Linked DNA regions of Mus musculus: region 1 is linked to region 2. A link is a loop called in an ENCODE intact Hi-C map of the cell type or tissue named here. Cell type or tissue: heart. All regions are shown on one strand. Each heading gives the region's core, and the rest is flanking DNA. Links, peaks and the distances in the headings are about the cores only. Region 1 has its middle 32 kb from the start of Gm46480. Region 2 holds the start of Gm35196 (a long non-coding RNA gene).

Region 1 (10,782 bases), core at 1,864-9,863, 49 kb before region 2:
TATGACCTCATTTCAAGTCTCCAACAACTGGAAAAGGTTGTTGTCACTCTCCTTTTATAAATGGAAAAATGCAGGCAAAAAGGAGCTGCGTCCTTTGCCTCAGATGAGGGGAAGCCACTGTCCACACCCACTCGGGAAGCCTCTTAAGGGAAGTGAGTATCATTACCTCAGCAGAAATAGACTGTCACACAGAAGCCCCTGTGAGATACAGATGTCTCCACCCAGATGCTCAAAGCAGGCCTGAGTAGCTCAGACTGACCAGCCCCTCCTGGGGACCCCTGGTGCCCCCATGTGAATGACAGCTGATTTGCATAACTAAGAAAACCTAAAAATACCACTTTGGTCTGATTCCAAGTGTCTTTTTAATGTGTGTGTGTGTGTGTGTGTGTGTGTGTGTGTGTGTGTGTGTGTGTGTGAGAGAGAGAGAGAGAGAGAGAGTGCTGCATATCAACAAATGCTAACGTTCCCACAGTAGTTAGACTCTGCACATATACCTTCTTCCACACCTTAAATCATCTCTAGATGATTTATAATCCTCAGATAAATTTGAATAGCTGTTACTGTATCTGTATTGTTTAGGATTAGTGACAAGAAAAAGTCTGTCCTTTTTTTTTTTTGCACAGGCACAGTTTTCTGCCCCAAAATATTTCCTATTTGTTTTTGGTGAATCTGCTGATGTGCAACATACAGATGGGGCCAACTGGATAACAGATGGCAGAGTCCAGCGCAGCGCAGCATCACCTTAGTCATGGAAGCCAGAGGCTTCCTCCCAACTGCTTCACTAGCAGTGATCACTCAAAGAGATTACCTGAAGGGGTGAATTTCATACAGGACCTCAGAAATGTCCAATCTCCGTCCAAGATTTCTAAGTGGTAGGTCTCACTCCTGCTCAGCAGGGCCCACCGCAGACCCGGGCGTGTCATGGAGGCTGCTTAGCTAGCCTGTTTTCCTCTCTTCCAAATAGCTAACATCTTTAGCAGCATCCTGTGCCTGAGTCCACATCCTACATAAACATCAATAGCATCATACAACCGTGCTCACAAAAGCCATATCACTACCTGCCAAATTCACAGCTAAGGAAACGTGCAGAAAACGGCCACATCAGGAGCTGGGATGATCTGTCCTGGTCATAGTCCCAGGTTGGTACTTGCCTCTCAACAGAGCCTCAGAAGACAATTAAACATAGACCTGAAACTCCAGCTGTCAGACTACACATGCTCCGTCAACCACATCTCGGCCTCCTCAGATGCCCTCACTTCTTGCCTCATCAGACGACCCCACCTCTCCGCCTCCCTCTGTGCCCTGCCTTTCTTTATCAATTCTTCTAGGCGCTTCTTCCTTCCATACCTGTGGCGAGAGGAAATGCCGGGAAAATTCCCCATGAGTTCCTTTGGCGGGATGCCCACACAATGAACTCTCTCCCATTGATCCCCAGGCTACTGATTTAAATTAGTAAAAATCCTCTAGGCCAAAAATTTCAAGCAATGTCCATAATGTTGATGCTAGTGCTGGTTTGAACTTTTAATAAGTGTGCTAGATTGGTTGGAACTAAGTAGAGAAGAACAGCTAATGGCAGGTAGGAAGAACCTGTTGATTGCCAGTCAAGAGTCACACAAGCCAGACCCTGTACTTGTCTGGGAGGTGATTCAGTCCAGCAGGACCATACTCTTCAGCCATGGTGCCACTGAAAAAAACACGTTGTCTTCCTCCATCTTAGCCACCATGACCCTTAGAACCCCTGGGTTCCCCAAAATGGCTGAGTTAATAAAAAGGGGATGAGGGGTGGCTGAAGAGATGGCTCAGTGGTTAAGAGCACTGATTGTTCTTCCAAAGGTCCTGAGTCCAGCAACCGCATGGTGGCTCACAACCATCTGTAATGGGATCTGATGCCCTCTTCTGGGGTGTCTGAAGAGAGCTATAGTGTACTCATATATATAAAATAAATAAATCTTGGAACTGTTTTTACAGATTCAAGCAGAATGCCTCTTTGTTCTAATAAACCCCTTGGTAACACCAAAAAAGAAGGAGGAGGTGGGGAGAGGGAGGAGGAGGGGGGAAGGAGGAGGAGGAGGAGGAGGAGGAGGAGGAGGAGGAGGAGGAGAAAGTAGTAGTAGTAGTGGTTGTTGCTTTTTAAAACAAGTAAAAATAGCATTGCTTGTTTTATTGTTGTTGTTACTGATAATGTTTCTTTTTAGAAACATGATCTCACTCTGTAGCCTGGCCTGGTCTCCAATTTGCAGTCCTCCTGCCTCAGCCTCCCAAGTGGTGAAATTACAGAAGTGTGCTACCACACCTGGAACTGTTATTTGTGACATGAAGGAAGGAAAGTACGGGTAAATTCTTGCATGAGCCTAAGGAAGTTAGACCATCTCTTAGGTCGCTGGTGAGGACAGCAAAGAACAACTTGAATAAAAATACTGAAGACATAGCAGACAGAGGTGTCAGGGGCCTGAGGAAGCGGTGGGTGCAGCAGAGTAGTGATGGTCTTTGTTGCCTGGCTCACAGTGTGTGCAAATAGGTGTACACTTTAATTACGTTTTAGTTTCTCTGTTACTGCTCTTGTTAGCCCATGATCATCATTGTGGAAAATGGACAAGCACAGGCTAGAGCAATAGCTGAGAGCTTTATATCATGATCTGCAGGCAGCAGAGAGAGAGAGAGAGAGAGAGATTGGGTCTGGCCTGACTTGGCCTGGCGTGGCTTTTGAAACCTCAAAGCCCACTTCCACCCCACAGCAACACACCTCCCCCAACAAGACCACATCTCCCAATTTTTCCAAATAATTCAACTGAGGATGAGCATGCAAATATATGCAAATATAAGCAAATGTGGGAGCCATTCTCATTCAAACCACCACAAACTAGTTGACACTGTGTGTGTGTGTGTGCAGCAGTATGTCATCAGCGGTATGCTTTTACAGAGTAAAAGTCCATTTCATTTTGCTATCTTTTCACTTCAATCACTGTACTGGCTAGTTTTGTGTCAACTTGACATAGGCTGGAGTTATCACAGAGAAAGGAGCTCCAGTTGGGGAAATGCCTCCATGAGATACAACTGTAAGGCATTTTCTCAATTAGTGATCAAGGGGGGAGGTCCCCTTGTGGTTGGTGCCATCTTTGGGCTGGTAGTCTTGGTTCTATAAGAGAGCAGGCTGAGCAAGCCAGGGGAGGCAAGCCAGTAAGGAACATCCCTCCTTGGCCTCTGCATCAGCTCCTGCTTCCTGACCTGCTTGAGTGCCAGTCCTGACTTCCTTAGTGATGAACAGCAGTATGGAAGTGTAATATTCAGTGTAAGCTGAATAAACCCTTTCCTCCCCAACTGCTTCTTGGTCATGATGTTTGTGCAGGAATAGAAACCCTGACTAAGACAATCACCTAAAAGAATTCAAGCTTCTTTCTTTAATTCAGCCAGAGTGCTGATATATGAAGAGTAGAAAACCCAATACAAAGTGGCAGTGCTTTTCCAGTTCATCCCATGGCGTCCACAGCACTTACAGTCTCCCTTCTTAGGGCACACTCTCCAGTTGCATACTGATGGTAAACTGCAGCCAGATAGGTGGGTAGCGTTACCTTCTGCATGACGTAGGCTTCTGTAACTGCATCCGCAATGATGAAGTGCTGAGTTTAGCAACTGACCTACAAATCTGCCCAATTAACAATGAGCTCTAGCAAGCTGTGTGAGTCATTTAGACGATGCCACTGCCTATGAACCCATTCATTCCCCCAAGTTGCCATCTTAGCCATGTATTGAAAATATGTTTAATGATCAAGTATCAGTTACTATGATTATGCAATATTCTGAAAATATCTCTTTCATTGTAAGAGACTAGAAATTCTACTGGACCAAACAGCCAGAATTAATGATACGCCTTGAAGTCACTTAAGACTTAAGATTGATATCCTACTGTGCACTCGGCCTGCTTAACTTGCCTTTAAGAGCACAATATAACCACCAAACTCATTTGCCTTGGATTTACCATGCAATCAAGTTTTACAACCTAAGCTAATGCATAGCTGCAATCTAAAGTTAGGTGCTCTTTCATGTCCCTGACCCAGAACAGTCACGGGTAGCATTTGCTGAAAGCAGCAAACACAGATGTTGAAAACAATCTTCTAAAGTGAAGCTCCACCACAAATGTTGAACATAACGTATATATTTATATTGGTTGGTAAACAATGGTGTTTGTAATACTGTTTGTTATCTTGGTCAGTTGGGGCCAGTTGGAGTCCCTGACTCAGTCCTTTATAAACTCTGTTAAAGATTTCTATGAAGTATTCCTCAGCCCTTCCCCCATGTGATGTTCTCTGTGCTGTCCAACAAATACAAAGCAAATCCCTTTGTGAGGGACAGACAGACAGACACACACACATACAGTTACACATAGACAGACATTAACACAGACACAGGGACAGATTCACAAGATCCAGGCAAGTACAGATTCAGACTGTACAACAGACAGTGGAGCGAAGACACAGCAAACATAAAGTAGATAATTCAAATCTGGACTCATTCTTGGTTAAATGACTCCAGGGAGACACACTGGAGTCATTTCTTCCTTAATGCTACACTGATGTGTTCTTGGTGACTCAGAGTTAATCACCAATGTGTTTAACCCATGCAGACTATAATCTTTACCACCACTTCCTACCTTAAAGATTCAGGATAAATATAAAATAGGTTAAAAAAAAAAACTTTAAAAGCATTTTCTTCACACACATCCATTAAGAATCTTGAGTCAAATGATAGAATCCTCCACTGGTGGTGGCTCATGCAGGTAAAGGGTTATTACCTTCACAGAGTAAGCAATTGGGCTTATAACTTCATGGTCACAAGCGGCTGACCCAGCTCTAGGTTACATTTGTAATCAAGCAAAGATGAAGGGTCAAGAGCACAGTGTTTTGGGCACCCTTTCATCTGCCATCAGGAGCACAAAAGCTTTCTTGCAAATCTGCCTTCTCCTGTTCCTCCCCACCCCCTTCTTCCCAGCAGACTTCTGCTCAGGTCTCACTGATCAGAACTGGGTTTCTCAGTCATGCTGTCTTAGTTAGGGATGTACTGTTGTGAACAGATACCATGACCAAGGCAACTCTTAAAAGGACAACATTTAATTGGGGCTGGCCTACAGTTTCAGAAGTTCAGTCCATTATCATCAAGGCTGGAGCATGGCAGCATCCAAGCAAATGTGGGGCTAGAGGAGCTGAGAGTGCTACATCTTGTTCCACAGTCAAACAGGCTTCCAGGCAGCTAAGACAAGGGTCTTAAAGTCCACACTCACCGGGCAGTGGTGGCACACGCCTTTAATCCCAGCACTTGAGAGGCAGAGGTAGGCGGATTTCTGATTTCAAGGCCAGCCTGTTCTACAGAGTGAGTTCCAGGACAGCCAGGGCTACACAGAGAAACCCTGTCAGGACAGCCAGGGCTACACAGAGAAACCCTGTCTCAAAAAACCAAAAAAAGAAAAAATAAAAGTCCACACTCACAGTGACACAATTCTCCCAACAAGGCCACACCCACTCCAACAAGGCCACACCTCCAAATAGTGCCACTCCCCGGGCCAAGCATATTCAAAGCACCACCCATACCTAGCTTCAAACTCACTATCCTTATCTTCGGTGACAGATCCCAGTTGGCCTAGAATACTGTCACTGTCCAGGCTGGACATGTTGCTGCCAATATATGAACCAAATCTGAGTGTTCTCTGTAAGGAAAAGCAGACACAAGCTAGCAGCAGAATCTAGCCCTGTTCAGGTCAGTAGTGCTCACCAGAGTTTACACAGCAAAGAGCTGTTAAAGGCGCAGGAGTCAAGATGGGGTTTTGTCAGAGGGAAGGTAGAAAAATGAAAATTGCCTGGAGTCAACTCTCTTCTCTCAGGCAGATTCTTGCTGAGCGTACAAACAGGTCTCAAGCCTGGAGGTTGTACTACCTCTGCACCTCCAGCGGACTGTACAGCTTCTATAGGAATAGGAAATGAGTTGGAGACCAGGAAGCTTGACCCACACAGGCTCTCACTGCTGGACACATTAAACAGTGGTTTGGCTTGCGATTTTTCAACAGTAGATTGGGGAGAATGTGGCGTGCATTCAATATTTTGATTGTTAAATCTGAGTCCTTTCCTAGCCTAGCCATATGAAGTCTAGCCTCTATCTGGAAGTGAGGCCGTATCTGCCACAGCAGCTCCCAATCAGTGGGGCAATAACAAGCAGCAACACCAAGCCACCATAGCCTGAACTTGAAGTTCCTGTGTGAACCAAGGCTTGACCCTACTGTAGGCTGGTGAGCTTCTGAGTTAGGCTGCTTTGCACTACCCCACCCCGACCCCACCGCCAACTCCCTGCAAGCGGGCCTTTTCAAGGACTTGAGGCTTGCTTGCTCTTTCCTTGGTGCACAGTTTAATCCACAGATCTACGGTAGCTTCCTTCGCTCCCTCATTCCAACCTCTGGACTAGCTGAGGTTAATGAGTAAGGGGCTGGTCAGGTCAGGGCTTCCTTTTTGGCAAGGATGACAGAGTCTTCTCCCACAGTGAGTCAGGACATCAGCCCAGGGAGCTGCCAGCAAGGCCAGGCTTGGGAATGCTCCCTAGCCAATGACAAATACAGAAGTCATACTAGATCCTGGAAAAAAAAAAATGAGAATGGTCCACAGGGAGTTCCTCGGGAAGTGGGCTGGGGACTGTTAAACAAGGTTTAAACTGAAGTTAAAGCTCCCCACTTGCACTTCTGGGATAAAATAGAGCACTTTAATCAAGGGCAGTTATAAAGCAGGAAGTTCAATTTGCCTATTGAACTGAAACAAAACAAAACAGCAACTGTGCCTTGTTTGCTCCAAAGCAGCCCGACTACCATTCTAACCTGTGTGCAGAAAACTTGCACAGGAGCATCTAAATGTGTTCATTTTAGATTTTTCTCAACCAAAGTTCTCTCCTTAGAGTCTTTATTGTGGCGGGGGCAGGGAGGGGGAAGTGCTGCCTCTTTAAACAAGCTCTCTCTCCGGGTTTTAAAATGCTCAACTCGTTTCATTTTCTTGATAAAATTTATCTGTGATCAGGACTGAGTCAGACCAAAAATACTTCTATAAGATTTGACCTTTTACTGAAATCCCACATTGAGATAATACACCTAAAATGGTGGTTACCAGTAAGGCTTTTGTTTTTCAAAAGTACATTTAAAATAAATCACTTTTTTTCAAGCAGAAAACTGTTTTGAATTAAGTCCTTCACAGCCGATCAGCCTGAGAGTTCTCGCTCTTTGATTTCCTTTTCATGCAAATTACACCAGGAGAGTTGTGCGTGTGTAGCACTGTCCAAACCACATTTAGCTTTCACATTTACTTCGTGTCCAATTAAGTCTCACAAGTTTACTTGCCTGTAAGACTCTATAAGGATTACATTATTTTTTTTACTCCTAAAACAAAAACAATGCCAGCAAAAGCCATTTTTTATTGTTAGCGAATGAAACATTTTCCAATTTTACAAGGATAATTAATTCTTTGCACTTTTTCTCATGATGATGAAAATACTTTTTATTTTTGTGTGTACTCTTGTTTTTTATTGGCTAAATTTGCTTTTCAACAGTTCCATACCCACATACAACACATTTTGATGACTCTCAACCCTCCCTCCCCCTTACCGCCTTCCTTCCTGTACAGTCCCCACCCGGCTCTGCAGCTCTGCAACAAGTCACTTTCCTATGTCCAGGCCCCTTTGTTTCGTTCAGGGATTTTTAAAGCACGGTTGTCTGTGTGACCGAGAGTTTGGTACTCTCTGTTGGAGCGTACTCTCTGTTGGAGCGTGGTGGGCTCATCGTTGACTGTATGTTGAAAGGCAGTGAGGGCAACAACTTTTCATTCCTTCTGATGAAGTATTTTCATGTATTTTTTTTTCTTAATTCCAACAAACTCTTAAATGCTTTATTATTTAAAGAGTTTTTAAGGGCTTTTCATTTGAAGCTCTGTGACTTATTATAATAGCTACTCACCCCAGCTGTGAGGAGTGCCCACCTGGAGTTTAATCACCTGATTTCTCAGTGAATTCTTGTTTACCCTTGAAATGGGGGGGGGGGAGAGTGGGAGGGAGTGGTGAGGGGGAGACACAATTAATGACAGATTATCTAAAACAAAATCAACTCCAAAATTCCTGTGAGAGGCTATTTGTGTTAGTGGCAGATTTTGCGTTTTCCTTAGCAACTTGCTGTGAACACCTGAGGATAACAAAATTTTGAGCTGAACAGGAAGTCTAGGAAGAAAATCATTATGAAGCAATTACATCTAGTTTTCTAAATCACCATAAAAGGAATGTGCTGCCTCCAGAGTTAGCAGTGGTGAAGTGACAGGTTTTAAAATTGGATCAGAGAAGCAGGATTGGATGGATCTCAGGTAGTAAAGAGCTTCCCTGGCACGCACAAAGCCTTGCCTTCCATCCCCAACACCACAGAAGCCAAGCCAAGTTAGCTCGGGCCTGCAATCCCCACTTTCAGGAAGTAGAAGCAGGATGATAGGTTCAAGGTCATTTTAGCTAGCTGCACAGAGTCTGGCTGGGAAAAGCTAAAGATTTCATCAGCCCAAATGGCTGGTGTAAGCTAGAAAGGAGAATGAGCTGAATGGTGAGAAGCCGGATGGTTAGGCTCAGGGAAAGAGTCTCGGGCACGGTGTAGAGCAGTTAAGCCGCACTGCAACAGGTAGCCACCAAGAAGAGGGAGAATAGAAGAACAATGGAATAGGAAATCTGCTTCCAAGTCACAGGGGACAGCAGCAGCAGGAATGGCCACAGAATCTAAGGAAAGCCAGTCTTTTGTTTTAGGGTTTTGTTATTGTGTATTAGGTATGTCTTGTTTTGTTTATATTGCTGTGGATAAAACTTCTAGACAAGGCTAGCTATCTCAGACCTCAAGTCATCTGACACCTTTCTTTTGGACTAGCCACTGAGCAAAGAGAAAGTTTATCACAGAATAAAGACCATTGTAGCAGGTTTTGCCTCCTGGTCTATTGGACTAGAGATTGTAGGAGCTACACCTTTCATAAGCCAACCCCACAAGAAGGAGTCCCATACGCAGGATGTTCTGCACACCCCAACACTATTTTCCTGTGCTAATGAAAGAGTAGTAAACTCAGTGCTCCAAGGTATGCTAATCATAAAACAGATAGCGACATTCCTCCACCCACCCACTTCCTGGGTTCAAGGAGTATTCATTCAAAGAAAGTCACCCTGACCCACCCTGACCATTGCTGGAACCCGCTTTGCAAAGGTGCTATTGTTAGGGGCTCTTAGAAACTGTCTTAAAAGATAACCTGAATAATGTGACTTTGCACTTCCTTGTGACTCTTAACTGGTATCTTTGGTATCCCACACACACACACAACGCCCTCCCCACTTCCTTGAGTTGTGGTTTCTTCCTTTAAATACCCCCTTATCCAGCTACTCGGGGCGCCATGGTCCTCTACCCCTGCGTGGTGTATGACCATGGGCCCGAGAGCGCTCTTGAATAAAAAATCCTCTTGCAGTTTGCAGCAAGATCGTTTCTTGTGGATGATTTTGGGGTGTCGCCTCTCCTGAGTCAGAACATGGGGGAGTCCTCACGTTGTGGGTCTTTCACTAAGAGCCGTGTAATCTTACCAGCTAGGCCAGACGGATGTTGACAGCTTTTGCTTAGTCGTAGTCTCGACTGACGCGAGACACTGAAACAGAACAATTTTAACCCCAGCACTAGTGTGACAGAGGCAAGTGATTCTCTGAGTTCCAGACCAGCCTGGTCTGCATAGTAAGTTCCAGACCACCCAAGGAACTAAAGGAAGAAAAAAAGCATTTTATTGAGATGAGTCCGATCCAGTGTTCCTCTGAGACGAGGCAGGTTAGATGGAACTGATAGTAAGAAAAACTCGCTGGATCCTTGTGTCCTGTCACAAAAGCACAAACCCCTGCCTAAGTGGTCCTTGTGAAACCCGGTGACCTGTTGAGAGTTTATTTAAATGTCAGCACCTTCGAGGCATGGGAGGTAGCACCTTTTATAGAACTATGAGAGGACCACCATGCCACTTCTTGATGGCAGTGGGTGGCATATACTCTGGGGTTATGACACAAGACAAAGGAGATCTAGAGATTTATATAATTCTTTGAAAAAAAGAACATCCCATTTATTTATTATAAATATTATTACTTTATAATGTACTGTAACTTTCTCATGCTTTGCCTTCTGCTAAGTTCTGAAAGCATGGTCATGTCTATCATACAATCAATAACCAAACAAATATGTGGAAATTAAATTCTAACAAATATTTTGACACTATTCATAGACACTAATAGTTCACTTTGCAGGTTTAATTTTTATGTTCTTATTAGTTTATATTCATTATAGATAATACTAGGCTTCATCATAACATTTTCAAACATATAGATAGTACTTTTCTATCATGTTCACCCCCTTTACCCTCTCCTGTCTCCCACCTACTCTAACTAGTTTCCTTTGTCTTCTCAACTAGTCCTATCTACTTTATCTAGTCCCCTTCCTCTTCTCAACTAGTCTCCATTCCACTTTCAGTGTGTGTGTGTGTGTGTGTGTGTGTGTGTGTGTGTGTGTATGCCAGGTCAACTACATTTTGCATCACTAGACTATGGGATGTCCAGAAATATGGCCAAACATTACTCTCATGTGTCTAAAAGAGCATTTCTGGATGAAATTAACATGTGAGTTGGTAGGTTGAGTAAAATAGATTTTCCCTAATGTGATGGACCTCATCTAACCAGCGAAGGGCTGAGTAAGAGAATACTTTCTGCCCCACTGCCTTTGAG
Region 2 (10,782 bases), core at 1,222-9,221:
GCCTCAGCTCTGTTCCCAAAGCCTGGGCACGGGGTAGCGGGGCAGCGATAGAAGCAACCACATGGAAGCCAGCTTAGGTGCGAGGAAGGAGATTCAACGTACGTTGTACAGTCTACCTTGGTGCAGCCATTCGTGAAGACAATTTGACCCCTTGAATTAAAGGTCTGAAGAAGTATGCCTGCCATAGTACTCAGACAAAGACACACACAGGTACTCAGTGCAGCGTTACCTATGATAGAAAAAGGCTGGAAAGTAGCCCAAATGTTTAATAAGAATTTTATTAGACCAAGTATGGAAGTGTGGTGTATATATATACAAATATACGTTCATATATACATATTTATATACATATATACATACATATATATATACATATATATATATATCCAAGTATAGTACACACACACACACACACATATATATTGTGGCACATGTTTTTAATTCTAACACTCTGTGAGGTCAGGACCAGTCTGGCCTACCTAGCAAGTTCTAAGCCATCAGAGCCACATAGTGAGACTCTGTCTGAAAATAAGTAAATAAAAATGTGGTGTCTTCTTTCCTAGATTATGGCATGTAGCTTTTTTTTTAAAACATGTTATTGAGCAATATTTAGTGGTATAAGTAATATTCAAAGCTATAAAAGTTAAAAAGGGCCGGGTGTGGTGGTGCACGCCTTTAATCCCAGCACTCGGGAGGCAGAGGCAGGTGGATTTCTGAGTTCGAGGCCAGCCTGGTCTACAGAGTAAGTTCCAGGACAGCCAGGGCAATCCAGAGAAACCCTGTCTCGAAAAACCAAAAAAAAAAAAAAAAAAAAAGCACATTCGGATGATATATTTGTTTATATTTTATTTTAAGATACAAAGGAGAAGATGGTACCTAGCATGCAGGTGGCCCTGAGTTTGATTCACCACAGGGGGGCCAGGGGTTGACATCAATAAGAGCATTCATTACCTCTAGGTCAGAGGTTCCCAACCTGTTCATGGAAACCCCTTTGGGGGTCACATATCATACATTATGATTCATAAGAGTAGCAAAATTACACTTATGAAGTAGCAGCGAAAATAAAGTTTTGGTTGGGAGTTAGAATAACATGTTAAAAGGTGGCAGTATTAGGAAGGTTAAGAACAACTGGTCTGGAAAGATAGTAAGAGAATCAAACTTGGGGACCAGGGAATTGGTTCAGTGTAAGTGCCCACTGCTCTGAAAAGTGAACCAGGATCCTGTACTGCATTAGGCAGCTCCATGGGACCCAGTTTCCTGTTTTGTTACCTTGAGCATCTGCACACATACTCATACCAACATACACATGAGTAAAAACAAAATTTTAAAGCCAAAGTAAATTCTATTTCCTTTTTTTTATGACTTTCTGTATTTTTCAAACTTCTTACAATGAAAATATATTTGCATAAGCAGGTGAAAAATGAACTAATTTTTAAAATCAGCCACATGAGTTATGCTTGCAAAGAAATGGCTTCTTCCATTTTGCCTTAGCGATGAAACCTGACTCCCGGCACCTCAAAAGGCCAGCCTGAACTTCCCCAAATTCTCAGTCTTCGTCCCCGAGTCCTTTTCCTGAGTTAGCATTGGCAAAGACTTATAGAAAATTAGACCATAAGAACCAAGTGTCTCCTAAGTTTCAGTCTAAGTAAATGAGAGTGTGTGTGGTCCAAGAATTTGTTAGTGAAAATGAACACCCAGGGGGATTATCTTGCCTTTGATCTAAGCTGATGAAAGTGTTGGTGTTTCATTCCTTGATTACAAGTGGATTCAAAAGGATGGTATTCTGTTAGTTTATCCATTCTGTTGTTAAATGCTATATGCCTCTTGTGTGGTGACATGGTGCCAGGTCTGCAATACAAAGAAGGAAGGGCTAGTCTCTCATAGGCCAATGATACAACTTCCTTACGGTCACCTTCAGCTATAGCTGTTCTTCCTTCCTTACGAGCCTTTTGGTCAAAGTTTTATTTGAAGAGGCTGGGGAAAATGGCTCAGCAATTAAGAGAGCATATTGCCTGTGCAGAGGACCCAAGATGAGTTCGGTTCCCAGCATTCATACTGAGCAGCTCACAACTACCCATGACATCAGATCCAGGGGACCTGACGCTCGCTCCTCTGGCCTCCAAGAGACACGAGATTTAGGGTCTTGTTTCTTAATGGAAAATCCAGGCTCCACCTCTAGTAAATTTCCCTCTAGAGGAGTGATGTGAATTGTACAGTTTTGGATTTTTATTTTTGTTTTTCAAGACAGGGTTTCTTTGTGTAGCCCTGGATGTCCTGAAACTATCTCTGTGTACCAGGCTGGCCTCAAACTCAGAGATCCTCCTGCCTCTGCTTCCCAAGTGCTGGGATTAAAGGTGAGCACCACTACTGCCTGGCATGAATTGCTGTTTTAACAAGTTACCTTCATGTCTTCCAGGTCTGAGAAACAGGAAAAAAAAAAAAAAAAAAAAAACCTGGACAGATGCAGCTCAGTATATTCCTAGATCCAAAAAGACTTTGGACACCTGTTACGGCACATTTTATAATATGCTGTAACCTATGTCATCCATGGCCGCTCTGGAGACTTCCCATCAGATTTGCCCATACCAGGGTTAATTCCTTACTTGTTCATCTGCTCAGACTCTTATCTTTCTTCGCAGGCGAATGACACCACATCCTTTTAACATTGTAAGGGACCATGAAGCTGGGGGTTGTTTGGTTTGGAGGCATCTTGTCTTGTTGTTTGGTTGGTTGTTTTTGAACATGTTGTGTTTTGAATGTGACATATACCCATGCTATACCTACATGCTCGAGCATTTGGGGGGCCCTTGTTCCCCATCTTGTGACTATACTTTGGAAGGTTATTGAACCTGGAGGAGGTGCCTCCCTGGAAGAAGTGAGTCACTGGAGCCTTGGGGTTTAGTAGCTCACCCCCACTTCCGGTGCACTATCTTTTTTTTTAATCTGCTGAAAGGTGACCAGCTGCCTTCCTCACACTCCCACCAGCAAATATCTTTGTCCTTTTGACACAAACCTAGACATTATCTGGAAAGAAGGGATTTTTTTTTCAATTTTATTTTATTAGATATTTTCTTCATCTACATTACAAATGCTATCCTGAAAGTCCCCTATACCCTACCCCCACCCTGCTCCCCTACCCACCCACTCCCACTTCTTGGCCCTGGCGTTCCCCTGCATTGGGGCATTGAGAAAATACCTCTATAGCGTTGCCTGTAGGCAAAGCAAGGCTGTGGCGCATTTGCTTGATTAATGATTGACATGGAGGGCCCAACTCCTTGTAGCTGGTGCTGCTCCTGGTTAGGTGGGCCTGGGTTCTATATGGAAGCATGCTGAATAAGCCAAGGGGAGCAAGCAGGTCAGCAGCATTCCTCTGTATCAGTTCCCACCTTCGGTTCCTGCCTTGTCTTTCCTCAGTGATGTGCTACACCCTCAATGATGAAATGGATGATGAAATGGACCCTTTCCTTCCCAGGTTGCTTTTGGCCATGGTGTTTATTACAGTATTAGGACATACACCTCTGGGTACCATGCAATACCATGGCTCTGCATGCTTCACTTCCCACGCCAGTGGGGAGATTCCAGGCTAATCCCCTCCTACATTTCCACTCTGCTCCACACACAGTTCCTCTGCTCTCTGTGTTCCAAGGATACCATCTTGTAATTAGCCATCCTCACTTCACCCTGGCCATGCACACACACACCCTCGTCTGTCCCCCATTAGAGCATGTCTCCGCTGTTTCTCTATAGAAAACAAGAATCTGGTTTGTGAACTCTATGGGGACAAGAGCTGTCTTGTTCACTCTCCCAAGCCTGGGTTTCACATGCAGCAGCTACTTAATAAGCAACATAATTGTTAGCTGAATTACCTTCTTCTGGCAAGTGGGGATGAGAACAAACACTTGACCAAAGGATGAATAGAAAGGAAACAGGAAGAAACTTAAATACAGTATATTCAGTCAGGAGAATGCACACTTCGATCTGAGCTTGGTCTCAGCTCTGGTCCTGTACTCTCCACCTCTAGGTGGTTTTACCAGCCTTCCTCTGACACTGGGCAAGAACTACCTTAATGTCCCATACACACACACACACACACACACACACACACACACAGGGTGGGGGCCAGTCCTGTCTGATGGATACGTTCATGCTTCTCCTAGGGTCACATGGGACTCCTTTCCAAGTGGGCCATAACAGTCTCTTACCACAGGGTAGCCCACTTGCCCAACACAGGCAAAACTTCTCCTAGTGACCCAGCATGTGATCAACACCCTCTCTCCCAAAAAATGGTGAGTACCCTTTCATGTATTTCTCAGGGAATGTAGGCCTCACTAGAAGGAGAGAACAAAAATTTAAATGTATTTGGACAGCCCCAAACTCAGGCTACTAAGAAGGCAATGGGCCTTAAGTTCACTGATTGCAAATTTGGGAAACTTAGGTAATGCTTAGTCAAAGAAGAAACAGGAGCTAACTTCTGCCCAAAGGTTAATGTGTCCTGGAAATACCCTTGTGAATTCTCTACCTAAATTTAGTCTGGTGTCTGAGGCTTCCCTTCAGCCCTCTTGAGGTAATCCCTATGGGATCTTAGGCAAGACCTTCTCCAGTGCCTAGAAGGCCTAGGCCTCTGAACTACCTTGTCTAGCAACTTTGAGTCAGGCAGGATTCCCTTCTCCCAGTGGCTCCAGGGCTTCGGGGACCCTCACTCTGAGTGCTTCTGCTGTTACTGGCAGGATACAGAGAAAAGAGGTCTTCCCTTCTCCTTACCAGAATTGTTTGAGCTCTGAGAAGCAGTTTCCCCTGCGAGCCCCTCGCTCTCGGGCCAAGCCGCTCAAATACCTGCGGCTTTGCCGCTGCGTGGGAGCCCGCGTGGGTTTTTCTCGGCTGTCGCTTCTTCATTCCCCTAGCTCCGTCCGGATACCTGCATGGCTGCGGAGCACCCAAAGAGCCAAACAGGGAGGTAAGGACACTGTCAGTTCGGGCAGACGCGACCGAGTTGGACCCCTATGTACTCAAATGGGAAAGCTCTACGAAGGCAATCCGGGCTGCGGGGGTGCGGTGGAGTTCAGGGCCGAGCTCAAATCTCAGTTCTCAAAAATAAGAATATATCCTGGTCACGCTGACGCAAAGACCCCAAGTGACGGGTCGCAAGTCATCGTGAGCTGGCCCTCCCTGCGCTGCGTCCAGTTTGAACTAGACACAGGGATCCAGGATTCTCCCGCAAGGAGGACTTTGACGGGGCTACGGCCTGAGCCCCAGACCACAGCTCCCAGAATGACTCAAGCGTTTCGGGTTTTTTCCCCCCAATTGCGAAGCAGACGTGCTGCTCTGAACTTCCCATGACCTCCTCTGCACCGCGCTCACCGCTCTGCGCAAGAAGGAACCCGGCGCGGGATTCCGGAGAAGTCACGGGCGAGCCTCAGGATTGCAGACCATTGGGATGGAGACTGGAGATAAGTGCAGAAAACTTGTGTGTGGTACACTTTTCTAGAACTAGCGAACCCATCAAAAGAGATGGTCCTAGGGTTGCAAATGCGTCCCTCTATATGTAAAGAGATGTCGTAAGGGCACCCGTGTGCAAACATTGACACCAAGTTCTTATTACGCATGACGCTTAAATTTTGTTGTAGTGTTGGAGACAAATGCGCTGAATCCAAGCACGCATCTCTAAAAGAGTTCCACACTGATTAGGTGAGAATCTTCTTTCCCGAGTGGATAGCCTGAATCCAGGGAACTGAGACCTGTTGCAGTGAGAGGTCACCTGCTATAGTCACCCAGTCCTTTGGGGGGGGGGGGGGGAGAGAAAGAGAGAAAGAAAGAGAGAGCGCAGTGTTAATTCTCTGCTATTTAGAGAGCAGTGCAAAGTTGCCAGGAAACTCACTTTCTGTTTACTCCCAGTTGAAAGGGCCACAAAGAAAAGAATCCAGGACTAGGTGACCGCTGAGCAATGTCACAAAGTGGCTCCAGCCAGCTCTCAGCCTCCAGTGTCTCCACACCCAGGACAGGAGGAGGGCGTAGGTGGGTTTTTCCAGCTTGTGGGTGTTAAACGCTTTCTCCAGTTTCCGATTTTATGCTTTTAAAAATGCACTTAAACCTCTATCAAAAAGAAAATCGGCCAAATTGCTTAGAAATACAAATTGCGCTCTGATCGATACAAGGTCAAGATAGGTCAGCAGTGGGCAGAGGCGGCTCCACCAGAGATGTTAGAAATGAGTAACAACCCACAAATTTCGTTCTTACTAAAGAAATAGGTAAAGGGAATCAAAGGGTAATAGTTACTATTACAGTCACTGAAAAACTCCAATTAATTTAATGTGTTTCAGATTTATATGTATGTAATCACAGTACTTTTATTCTGCCTAGCTATTTCCATTAAGTTTTAATATCTTATTAAAGTTCCCTGGGTAAATTTTCTGAGTTTTTATGTGAGCGGAGATTACCTTAACCAGAAGCAAAGTTTAACATAATTTCCTTAGACGCAGTTAAGTCTGTATCTTCTGCCAACATTTTTAAATGCAGGAAGAAGTGAAAGGAGGTAAGGAAAATTCTAGGGAAGCACCTACTACGTGCAGGCACCGGATAAGACTAGCTTAAACATTTTATTTCACATTAATAACTGCCTATCCGTAAAAGATCTTTTTTTAAAAAGCCTGAAATGTCCATCTTCTTCCTCCAAACTAAAGTGTACAGCTTACGTAATTTTATTTTATTCGCAAGAATTTCGTTTTTAATACTTCCTTATTGGAAGTGAAAAACAGCCAAAGAAAATGAAAAGATCCATACTTAGTAATATTTAAGGTTTTGTTTTGTTTTTTTCAAAAAACGGACTACACCGTTTAGTATTCGTATTTGTCAAAAAAAAAAAAAAAAAAGCGGAGTTGTGGCTTAGCTCATGGTGATTTTTTTTCCTAACTCTTTCAGTTTCTGTAAAAATAAAGCCCTATCAGTATTGGGAAGGAGACCGGGCTTGTAATTAGGAACACGTCCTTGTTGGGGGGCGAAGGGAAGTACGGAAGGAGGAAGGGTGAGAGACAGAGAGACAGAGACAGAGAGAGCGCTGCTCACACACAAACAATGCACAATTAACCGTGGCTGTACATTAAAAGGAACTAAAAACTAGTTGTTTTTGCGAGGGTATGTAAACTGCGGCGTAGAGGCTAAGGTGAGAGGGCTATGCATTGTTGTAGGAGATATGATTGAAGCAAGCACCTGAAAAAGAAAAATAAGACAGAAAGTAATCGTGAAGAAAGGGGAGGGGGAGAGAAGAGAATCAGGTGAGAACAAGGAACAGCGGCCAGAAACTGTGGGAAGCAGTCAAATCTCCACATTTTCAGCTCTTTTAATTAATGGGATGGGGGGAGGTCTCACTATAATTGGGAATAAATGGTTGTCTGATGGAAGTCTATTAGTTATTCTATTTGTGCTGGGGTGGGGGGTTTGTTTGTTTTTCCAGATTCTCAAAAAAGTTATTTCGAGATACAACCAAATGTTTTGACTGGGTGATCGAAAGCCAGGCGAAGCATTTCCTGCTGTGATTGCCGGGAGGTGAACAGCCTTACACCCAACGCACCCCACGCCCAGCAGCCTGAGGAGTAGCGCCCTGCAGCCCACGCCTGGGCAAGCGCGATGGGGGACACAGAGTTCAGTTCGGAGGCCTGGCTTTAGACTTGCTTTGGTTTTCTTCGGGAAGGGGAAATGGGCGTAGTTCTGTGTGGATTTTCACTTTAGAAACTTGGGAAACTGGGTGGTTTTCAACTGGGCTTCTGGTGGCCGAGGCTCCCTTGCCTCTCCGGGTGTCACAGGAGCGCGAGGCGAGAGGCGCTACTTTCGACGAACCTCCCTCTCCCCAGCCTTGAATGGGGACGCGCCTCCGCCGGCTTTGAAGGCGACTTGGCGACCTCAGTGCCCCGCGGCTCGGCACCGGTCCAGCCCCGCTCAGGGAGAAGCCCACTTGGGAGTCTCTTCCCTCGGAGCGAGTCAGTGCCCAGGCACTCCCCGGACACTGAGTTCAGGAGCTCCCTGCTGCGGGCCCCTTTCTTTACTTACCCTCGTTTTCTTTGGAAGCATTCCCCCGCCCCTCCCCCCCCCCCCCCCCCCGTAGCAGACACTCTGACCTGCAGCCTCCGCTTGCTCCCTGCTGAACGCACCCGCCCCGACCCCCAGGACCCTACCCGGACATCTTGTGAACTGTGTCAGCGTCCCCACACCCCACCGCGTCGCGCCTTTTTTTTTTTTTTTTTTCCCCGCTTCAAGGTTTCCTGGACTGAGTGGGCGGAAAACGGAGGAGGTTCGGCTCCTGTACCTCTTTGCAGCCCCTAACCCACGCCGAACCCTCGCCAGAAACCCGCTGGATTGTGAAAGAACCCGGTGGTGGGCGGGGGTGGAACGCTACCTGGGGACTTGTGGAGTGTTTGGCACAGTCTTGGGTACACTAGTGTTTCCCCCAAGGGAGTTTTCTTCGCCTCGCAGCCAGCACGAGGTGTCCGAGGTTTTTAGTAACTAACCGCGAAGGCAGTCTCTTGTCCCTTTCTCCAACTTCAGGACATCTGATCTACAACCTTAAACTTTCTCCTTTTGGTTGAAGTCAGCCGCAGCTTAGCGACCTCAGCTGAGGCCGGGGAGAGCTCGATGCTGGAGGGTTAACTCAAAAGCTCGGCGCCCAGAGGTCGCCTGAGGCCCTGTGGGTCGAGGCCAGACGCGCTGTTTGCAGGAGGAATTCCAGGAGGACTCTACCAGGGCACGCAGCCGGCTAAAACAGGCGCTCCCTTTTCCAGACCATATTCCTCATAAAATCTAAAGCCAGATGCATCGCTTGGGCCATGCTCCCATTTCACCTCGAAAGGCGTGGATTTATTTCCAAACTGGACTCCACACCAAGGTGTCTGACTCGGGTTTCAGTGGCGAGCGCAAAGGATGGCAGTTTGAGCATTTAAGTCTTAACTTTAGCTCAGGCAAAACATTAGTTATGAATGCATGGATTTTTTTTAAACTAAAGAACGTAGAGTGTGGATTTTTTTTTAAGCGCGTGCTTTTTGTTTAGAAAGAATGGAGGGCAAGACCAACTTCACAATCACAGACGCCCACTTTAACAGCAACACCCCATGGAACCCGATCACGAAAACACGTCATTTGCAAGAGTGAGAAAACTAGCCATATAATAAGACCAAAGGTCGAACTTGGTAAACGCAGACCTTTTATAATCTCTTGAGTCAAAACTAGCTTTTGTGCTGGGTAATTTTATTTTTTTAAGAAATGGGGGAAAGCTAAAAAGAGAGCGTCAGGGTCTATTTCCTAGGTAGCTTGCCTCACTCATATAGAGGGGAAAGAGGATAAAGTGGGCCTTCCCTTTCAGTTAGGGCTTTCTGATGTTTACCAAGAGGGTTCCGGGGGTAGAAATATCTGCCTTTCCAGGTTTCGACCAAGAGAACTTATGAAAGGCAAGGCCATTTTTTTTTTTTTTGAGTCCTGTGGTTAAATTATTGGCGAAGCTGAGTCTGAACAATGCAAATACATACAGGACTCCTAGTCTTGGGTTTTACAGAGCGAATGACCTCAGTGCAAAAGCAAAGCGCCTCTGAGCAGCTGGAAGGGTAATGGCTGTCTGCTAAGTCCTTAGTCAGGTGTGGGTGAGCAGGGCGAGCACTCCAGCAAACGGTTTCCACTTTCAACTCCCCGAGACCCTGCAGGTCTTTCTCACACTTGCCCAGACCTACAGATACTGCTGCAACAAAGGTGTTACTAAACAGAATAAAGTGTGTGGTAAAGAAAGTATGGGGGTGGGGTGAGGGTGGAAGCTGTTTCAAGTCAGTGTTGTTTCTCTGTGGGGGAAGAAGGGGAAGCGAGGACACGTTTTAGCTGACTAGATTGACACCAGCTGCCATTCCTGAGCGCCCCAGTTGTGTTTGGTTACCTTCACCTCGTAAGATGCCTTCCCTGAACTGCTAAAGTCGGCCCACCCGTCTCTTTGAAACCTGCCGGAGGCCGCCTTTGTCACTGCAATGACTCCTATGAGGGAAGAGGGATACCACTAGTTTCGTGAAGTCTTTTAAATTGTATAGAACTTTGGTTATTTGCGTGTGGGCGGGATGCTTATCCAGTTTCAGCCGGGCAAGAATTCCGTGGGCCTCGAGTCCCAAGAGGCCTTTGCGCACCCTCGCCTGCGTTCCTGCCTGAGACCCTGCTAAGACATCTGCCACTAGAAGCCAAACTCGTTCGTGTCACACTCCTTTACTTCTGCAGGGTCTCAGTCTTCAACTTCGAGACCCAGACCAAACTCTCCATGCAAGATTGATGTACTATCCATATGCACTTTTCCGGAGATGGGAGTTTGGGGGGAGGGGGACCCTTCGCAACCTAGGACAGATCCTGGCAACTCCTGGGCTTCCTTCGGGAACAGCTCCCCCCACCCCCACCCCCATCTCGGCCAATGTTTGCGACCCTACACTTAGGTCTGCCACCGCTGCCCTTAGGGAAGTGGCTGTGACTGATGCGCCTGAAGTGGTTTCGTTTTGATTCCCTTCCCTCCTCTCCGCGGCTAGGAAGACCGTGAAAGAACAAAGTGGGGGCGGAAAGCCGGTGTCTTAACAAAATAGCTGTGCCGCTGAGCCTTAGTCGGAGGACGGGGTAAGGCAACCATGACCATGCCTTGACAAACTCTGACCCTTGCAAGAGTGGGAAGGACCAGGAGGCCCTGACTTGTTTACTAAATGCAAAGAAACGTGATTTGTAGCTATTGCTGCAACCAAAGTGTCAAAGAAACGAATTTGCATTCATAAGAGGTTTGTTTTC

What was found. Peaks named below come from ENCODE experiments on the same cell type or tissue, not always from the same donor. Only the 100,000 strongest peaks of a DNase experiment are listed, where the experiment ranks them.
Region 1: a loop joins it to region 2, with 4 times the contacts of the local background. A loop is called at or near these places in 6 of 42 quality-filtered maps.

What each region holds. Positions count from the first base shown.
Region 1 is chr14:61,733,440-61,744,221 of GRCm38, reverse strand. No RefSeq gene overlaps it. Among named protein-coding and RNA genes, the nearest start is that of Gm46480, 32 kb to the right of the region's middle. In heart, for the core only: no CTCF peak of the experiment used is centred there; DNase peaks (open chromatin) are centred at 6,381 and 7,661; H3K27ac peaks cover 384 bases.
Region 2 is chr14:61,684,078-61,694,859 of GRCm38, reverse strand. It overlaps Gm35196 (a long non-coding RNA gene), which reads left to right and starts at 4,262. Exons shown (of 4, transcript XR_003951167.1): 1 at 4,262-4,286; 2 at 4,902-4,954; 3 at 5,313-5,685; 4 at 5,893-8,074. In heart, for the core only: a CTCF peak has its summit at 5,994; DNase peaks (open chromatin) are centred at 7,839 and 8,359; H3K4me3 peaks cover 3,631 bases; H3K27ac peaks cover 559 bases; H3K27me3 peaks cover 3,538 bases.